Regions from separate parts of the Homo sapiens genome. Here region 1 is linked to region 2. Evidence: chromatin loops called from intact Hi-C (ENCODE). Cell type or tissue: endothelial cell of umbilical vein. All regions are shown on one strand.

Region 1 (4,000 bases), 130 kb after region 2:
AAAAAAATCTCAGCCAAGCAAGCTTTGCCTCTGTCTCCACCAGTTTCTTCAAGAAGGGTAAGAAGCAATTAATTACATCCCTGTTCTTGAAAACCTTTGTTAGATTGATTTATCCAGACCTAGCACAGCCCAAGTTACCAAGTCGTTCACTGGAGACTCAAGTGTTCTCAATAGAAGCATACAGCATAGAGAAAGTAGTGGATTCTTTTGATTTTTTACTATTTCCTCCTGATTCACAAACTTGAATCTTCATATGAGTAGTTCTCCTCTCCTGCTAGCTCATTTCCCCTTTTCAAGTTTCCAAATCTGCTGCCCCACATCTGCCCTTAGGAAATCCGTTTTCCCCTTAAGAGCATTGTGTTTCCCTTCCCCCACTACCATTCTCCTATACAATCTTGGTCTCCTTTTGTGTCTTACGGAGTAACGTATTTCAACTTAGTCCAGGTATCCACGAAGGCTTTCTTTTACAGCTTGTGATTCCAAATAGAAAATGACCTATAGGCCCAGAAGTGAGAGTAAGAGCAGATGCTCTCATTCTAGCTTCCTTCTCTACCAGGGATAGTTATGACTAGGTTTTCACTTGTTTATCTAAAAATCAAGCCCCTTTTGACCAAGCAAACATGAATGTTATTCCAGGGCTAACAGAGTCTAATATCATTTTAGTAAGTTATATTTCTTATTTGAGCATGATTTTGATCTTGCCCTTTGTGGGTCAATTATGTGAAAATTATTAGCAAAGTAATGTTTATGCTTTTTCTTGGGCAACACAATATAGGCACCATTATACAGTATAAGCAGGTGTCTTTCTCCTTTGGCCTTAAAAATGTCTCCATACACAGAATGAGGGCAAAGAGGCCTGTAAATCACCATCCTTCTTAATCTTGGAGAAATTTAGAATGTATAGAATCCAGGGCAATGGTGAAAAGATTGGGAAGAGAGAGGAAGATAATCTCTCTTTAAAGAAGGGAAATGAGGCTAAAATAAGCACAGGTGCCCAAAATTAAAGAGTGAGGTTTGTTTCATGTCTTCTATTTTTTCCATGATCTTGAAAACATGCTTATTTGTTGGGAGTAACTGTGGTGGATTGGCAAAATCGGAGTTTTTTGAAGAGTAAAAAAGTTTTGAAATAGCTTTTGCAGTGCATGCTTGAAGAGTCAATTAGAAAAACATAAGAGAATTTCTGTACTCATTAAAGAACATTTGAATTTGGTAATCACAATTTAACAATGGTACCAATCTATATTAATTCATAATTTTCTTGAGCAATAATCAACTGCAAGACAATAGAGAGCAAATTTTTGCTCATGAAAGGCTGATGGTTTTTCCAGATTGATAATATAAGATAAAGAAGCAAGATTGTTACTGAAATGATAGATCATGAGCCTAAGCAGGTTACTAATAAAAATTAGAAGAGGGGGCTAGAGTGATAGAAAGAAGAAAATTCACAAGAGGAAGTCAAGAGAAAGTTCTCATGGAAATAGTAGAGTTCTGGAATAATTTGTCAGAGAATCTCATGCTTTTTTCAAGGATTTGGAATGATAGAGCAGTTTCTGGTGGTAAAAGTGTAACTTTAGTAGTATGAATGAAGTAGAGATAAGGTATAAAAACACTTATAAGTCAGGAAATCCAATGAGTCAGTCATATGAATATTGACATCTCCATGGCTGATAGAGGAAACCATGAGTTACATGCCAAAGCTTACACTTTTATTATAAAGAGGGAGAGAATGATTTAGCTAAACGTATTAGCCCTGATGAACAGTTAGTTTACTTTACTTTAAATAATTGAGCTAGAGAATCATCGTCCAAAGAAACAATCAAGAACAAACAGGACATTCTTTTATGTACTCACATAAATTTAATAATAATAATAATAATAATAAATTTTAAAAAAGGATATTCTTTTATGGAACCACAAATATTAAATAATAATAATAAATTTAAAAGTTTAAAAAAAGAACAAGGACAACAACCCTAAGTTGTTATTCAAAGAGAGGAATTGTTACAAAGTAGCTGAGAAAAATTAATAACACTGACAAGAAAATTTCAAAATATTTCATAGAAAATAATATAAATAAAATATTTTTTCTTAAAAATCAGATTTCTAGTGGTTCAGATAATTACAATTTTAAATAGATAATATATATTGAAATGAAAAATAATTTTTAAAGTCATAGTTGTTTTGAGCATTTCTGGATGATTTTCTTTTATCCAAAGATGGGGAAAACCTCCACGAAGCCTCAAGTAAGAGGTGTCATCCTGAGATACTATGTGAATAGGGTAGAAATGCCAGATAAAACCTTCCTTAGAAAGCACATGAAATGTACAGCTAACCTCCTTACAGAAAAGATGTGGTCAATTAGTTTTAATAGCATAGATATTCAGGAAGATTTGTTTAATGATGACACCCTCATTTTACTGAATCAATACCAGGGAGTGTTTTACAATGAAATCTCTCTCTCTTGTGAGTAACTTACAATAAATAAATCCATAAATCTATCAAGTCCCTTTACTAGACTGAGAATCTATAAGATATGCATGGTTAAAGATCAGCAAGATCTTTTGACACCAAATTTCCAGGTCAGCAAATGGGTCACTGGAGTTCTAGTAGTAAATTTGTGAAAGGCTATTCAAAATGATTTGCTCATTAAGGGTTGGTCTACTGAGCATGAAAAACCCATGCATAAATTTCTAAGGTATATATATCAAAAGTGGATTACATCTTTAGAAGAAATAATCTGCTTGCTTGACATGCTAGCAGGTTTTGTCTTTCTTCTTAGATGTTGGTTAAATGTGTGCTTTCTGAAGTCCAGCTGTCTGAGTCAGAGTTTGGCTACTTACTAGCAGTGTGACATTGAACAGTGTACTCACTCTATGCCTTAATTTCCTGATCTATAAAATTAGGTAACACTAACATTCACTCATATGATATTTTTCAGAATTAAATGAATTAGTCTGTCCACAGTACTTACAACCGAAAATAATTCCAGGCACAGAGTAAGCACTCAATAATTCTACCATCTTAACATTATTTTATTCTTATTATTATTAATAGTAAGATTCCAGAGTAGTAATATTATATGCAATATTTCACAAAATAAAGGGGACATAAATGTACACATTTTTCTCAGGACTATACCAGATTGTGTCTTTTACTGAAATTTCTACACATCAATATATCAGTTTTTAAATCAGAGGTATTGATTTTTGAGAAAGAATCAGAGTTACCACATAAAAGAAAATGCTCAATTTTGTAAATAAAAAAAGTGAACCGCCTCATATACAAGAAATTGGATGGACATAGGCATTGATTCTTTACTGAAATATACAAGCTTATTGAAACTACAAATGATCCATTTACATAGACTCTTTGGGCTTTGTGTCCACTTGGGGATATTTGCCATCTTCCTCTTCCTTTTCCACATTAGGTCCTTGATTTCTGCTCTCCAAAATAACTCTTCATGCACATTTTAGCTTACCTCTGAAAAACTACAATTGCCATTTTAAAAATTTTAATCATGCTAATTCTCTTCCAGCAACCTGAAAATATTATCACACTGAAGTAGAAGTGCACATGTATTTAGCACTTACTATATGCCAGGACTGATTTTAAGCAATCCCATTAGCAGGAGACTGAGATTTCAATCCCATATTACAAATGGGGAAGTAAAGAGGTGGAATGAGTTACTGAAATCCATAAAACCAGTAAACAGTGTAGGTAAATGGCAGATTTTCTTGAATGCAGAAATTCTTGCTGTAAGCAAACTGTTTAGGAGATGCAATCTATCATTGCCCCCAAGTCTCTCAACACATCTTTGCTGAGTATGCTATATTGGAAGTCTCACCATCCATTGATCCTGAACCATTTCTGTAGGTAGTTACATAGTCAATTAAGTAGGTCAAGGCAACCACAGCATGACTGCCATGTGAGAGCTTGCTCTCCAAGGGAGATGGATTGGCTTACTTACAACTTTATCTATTGGTGCGATAAGCATTGAGCC
Region 2 (4,000 bases):
TTTCCATTTAAAAATATTAGTTATTTTCTCATCTTTTTTGGAATAAGATCTTAAATTGTTTTATTCTTTAATTTAAAATATTATAGATGAATCTAAATTTTAAAATGAGCACATAAATTTAAAAATATTTTAAATCTCATAAAAATACAGTCATTGACTCTTTTAGAAAAACATTCTTAAAATTAATTTATTATTAATTGAAAAATAATAATTGTGTATATTTATGGGGTATGATGTATAGTTTTGATTAATGTGTACCTTGTAGAAAGATCCAATCAAGCTAATTAACTTAATCATTGACTCTTAACAGTATAATAGAAGTGATCACAGAAATTGGAGAAATCTACCTCTAAGTCTTATTTTAATGAAATGATTCAGATTAACATATTTTACTGATACAAAATATAAAGATAAATTTTGTAAACCTAACTTTCAAGTGTATTTTGAAGTTTTTGTTTTTGTTGGTCATTTAATTGTGTTTATAAAATTTTAGGAGATTTTACTTTCTACCTAGGAAATGTCTCAAAATGGACAATATAATTTTACTTATGTCTCCTCTTTGGAAAATTAATAAGTTAATTTTTATTTTGCAACACAGTGAATACATACAAGTGAAAAATTTAAAAAATGTAGTTTTCAAGTTACAAAATGACTGTAAAGTAGTACATCCATTCTGTGCACAGTGGCTCACACCTGTAATCCCAGCATTTTGGGAGGCCGAGGCAGTCAGATCATGAGGTCAGGAGCTCGAGACCAGCCTGGCCAATATGATGAAACCCCATCTCTACTAAAAATAAAAAAATTAGTTGGGCATGGTGGTGCATGCCTGTAGTCCCAGCTACTTGGGAGGCTGAGGCAGAAGAATCACTTGAATTCAGAGGCAGAGGTTGCAGTGAGTTGAGATCATGCCACTGCACTGCAGCCTGGGCAAGAGAGCAAAGCCTCTGTATCAAAAAAATAAAAATAAAAAATAAAAAAAAAAGTAGTACATCCAGCCAGAATATGTCAAAAATAAAGCTTAAGAAACAGCTGCTAAATCAATCTATTACCACTGTGCAACAAAACAATTTTACTTTGTTCCTTATTAGTACAGATGATTTGTTGCAACCATTTCTTTTTTTCTTAGAGTTGAAGAAAATAACCATTTAAGTATGCATTTTGATTATTTTGGTGTATAAAAATGTAGTGTGTCTGTGTGTGTAGGCACATGTGCATGAAGGCATTGATATCAAGAATTTAAAAATGTCACCTTTTTGTACAACTAAGGATATTCTGGAAGTTGCAAACGATTATAAACTGACTTTTTTTTTTCTTCTGTTGAGGCAGAAAGTAGGAGACTTTCAACGTACTTCTCTTAAATCATCTCAGGATATTGCCCAAATATCATTGATTTCCAGTCAATCAGTAATGTAACATCTATTGTCACAGGATGGAATTTAAAGAGTAAAGTCGAAATAATTTGCTTTCAATAAAATAAAGTTAATTGTACTTGACTCTCTGGCTTCAAGAAATGTGGAAAATCTCAACAGTGGCAAGCATAGAAATTAAAATGATTAATGAATAATCAAGAGTCCTATGAGCCAGTGGGTGGTGTGAGAGTCACTCACAATAAAATGGCATAAAGTCCATTCCTATGAAGAAATGACTAAAGTGTACCACAGTCCCAGAGACAAAGAGAAAATTATTAGCTTTTTGTTAGAAAAGAGAACAGGAAACACTGGAAATGACAGGCTGCATAGCTATATCAGCTGTACCAGATTCTTCTGATAACCATGCTACCCAAGCTTGCTGAGACAAGGTGCTATGGTTTGCATATGGTTTATCTGGTCTGCCAAGTCTCATGTTAAATTTAATCCCCACTATTGGAGGTGGGGTCTGGTGGGAGGTGTTTGTATCTTGGCAGTGGATCCTTCATGATTGGCTTGATGCCATCCTAGTGGTAATGAGTAAGTTCTCGCTTTATTAGTTCCCTTCACAGCTGATTGTTTAAAAGAGCCTGGCACCTCCCTCCTCTCTTGTTCTATTCTTTTGCCATGTGATCTCTGCACACGCTCCTTCCTCTTTGCCATCTGTTATGAGTGGAGTATCCTGAAGCCCTCACCAGAAACAGATGCTGGTGTCATGATTCTTGTATGGCCTGCAGAACCGTGAGCCAATAAACCTCTTTTCTTTATAAATTACTGATCCTTAGGTATTCCTTTATAGCGACACAAATGGACTAAGACACAGGATTAAGGCATGAAACTGTTCCAAGTTTTCATTAGGTAAATTAATCAGTCATACCAAGGAAATACAGTCATTCAAGGAAATGTTGAAAAAAGCTTGAAACATAACTCTCAATGAGAATGAAAAGATATTATGAATGAACTATGAAAAGAATTTGGTGGTGGTTTAAAGGTGGGAATAAGAGAGTATATGGAGAAATTTGTGTTTTCGAGTGTCTTGATTAGGCGAACTAAGTTCTCAATAAACAATATAGAAAATGCTTATGAGATCAAGTTGATACAAAGATTAAATGTGATTGGTCTGCAAGACAGACATCTTTGTATTTCATTGGTTTGAACCAAGAAATTTTGCCTTCCTGGAGCTACATTTTGCAATTCTTTATTGCCATGGCAAGGGAAGGGAGTGTCACTGGCATGTAGTAGGTAGAGGCCAAGGATGCTGCTAAACATAGGACAATGCACAGGACAGTGCCTCACAACAACAATTCAACGCAAAATGTCAATAGTGCCGAGACTATATTGGGTAGGTCAGATTAAAAATTAGGTTGTGGGCATCTCCATTAAACTAATTGATCTGAGTATTGTGGTTTACAGACATGTGAGATGGGAGAATTACTCATGCCACAAATAATTGTGAGCACTTTCTCTATGCCAGACATTGTTCTAGGTGCTAGGGATATGAAGTTGAACAAGACGAGAAGACGTTGCCCTTGAGGAAAAGACACTTTCTACTGGAGGAGATAGACAATACCTAGGAAAACAAATACATAAACAAATATGACACTGGTAAAAGTTATGAATAAAATACAAATAGAATGATGTCATGGAGAGTGACCATTTGAGAGAGATTAATTTACAATGAGGGATTAAGTAAGACACTTGATCTAATGATAATGATCCCTTAGCTGAGACCTAATGCCAAAAAGTCTTGGCAAGGGTCATGCTCCCTTAAAATGGCAAGTTCATTTTGTCTATCCAATTTGGAATGTACTACATATGTTTCAGTGCTACAGATATAAATTTGTATGCACTTACAAAATTAGCTGAACTGGCAAATGAAAACAAATCCATGACTGTTTTTGCTTGTGCCTAGGGAGAGTACCTAGCAAAGACATTAAAATCCAAAGCAACCTCCTCAATTTGTGGAGTAATTCTACGTGTATTCAAATAATATGATAAGTAATCTGCAACCCTTATTCAAATAACATAATTTCTGTTTGGTGGAATTCAGCCTAGGAAATAGCAGAGATATAGAAAGATACTTGATTGGCAGTTATTACCGAAAAAGAGTTTCCTTTGTGGAAGTCAATAATTACCAGCATTTAATTGACAGTTTGAATCTATATATAAATTAAATTAAATATTATCAACATAATTATACTAGAAAGGCAGGTTTATAAAATCATTTCAAGTTAACGCAGTACTACAAATATATCAGTGTAATTAAAAACCTACACAGAAATATAAAGAAATGTTTAGACAGAATTCTGAATCCATTGAAGACTTTTGGCTTCTAATATATTTTTAGATGTGTGTTTTACCACATCTATCTATTGCCAGGAGTCATTGCTGACTGAACTAAATTTTTCTGAAAATCCATGGGTGAATCAAAGATTTTTTTTCTATAAACTGTTAAGTATGTCTCCTTCCTACCCATCAAACTTCTTGTCCTTAAACTTCATCATCAATGGCTATTTTCTGCTATTATTTTCAGGACTATTTTGATTTATGTGGAACATTGTAACTGATTTTCAATATGCTTTTTATAATATTTT

The links. Hi-C counts contacts between places; a loop is a spot of excess contacts. Peaks named below come from ENCODE experiments on the same cell type or tissue, not always from the same donor. Only the 100,000 strongest peaks of a DNase experiment are listed, where the experiment ranks them.
Region 1: it touches region 2 in a loop (3.0-fold over the local background); 1 of 110 quality-filtered maps calls a loop at or near these places.

Annotation. Positions count from the first base shown.
Region 1 is chr5:52,273,283-52,277,282 of GRCh38, forward strand. No RefSeq gene overlaps it. Among named protein-coding and RNA genes, the nearest start is that of LINC02118, 270 kb to the left of the region's middle. In endothelial cell of umbilical vein, no CTCF peak of the experiment used is centred here; a DNase peak (open chromatin) is centred at 1,649.
Region 2 is chr5:52,138,486-52,142,485 of GRCh38, forward strand. No RefSeq gene overlaps it. Among named protein-coding and RNA genes, the nearest start is that of LINC02118, 130 kb to the left of the region's middle. In endothelial cell of umbilical vein, no CTCF peak of the experiment used is centred here; a DNase peak (open chromatin) is centred at 1,786.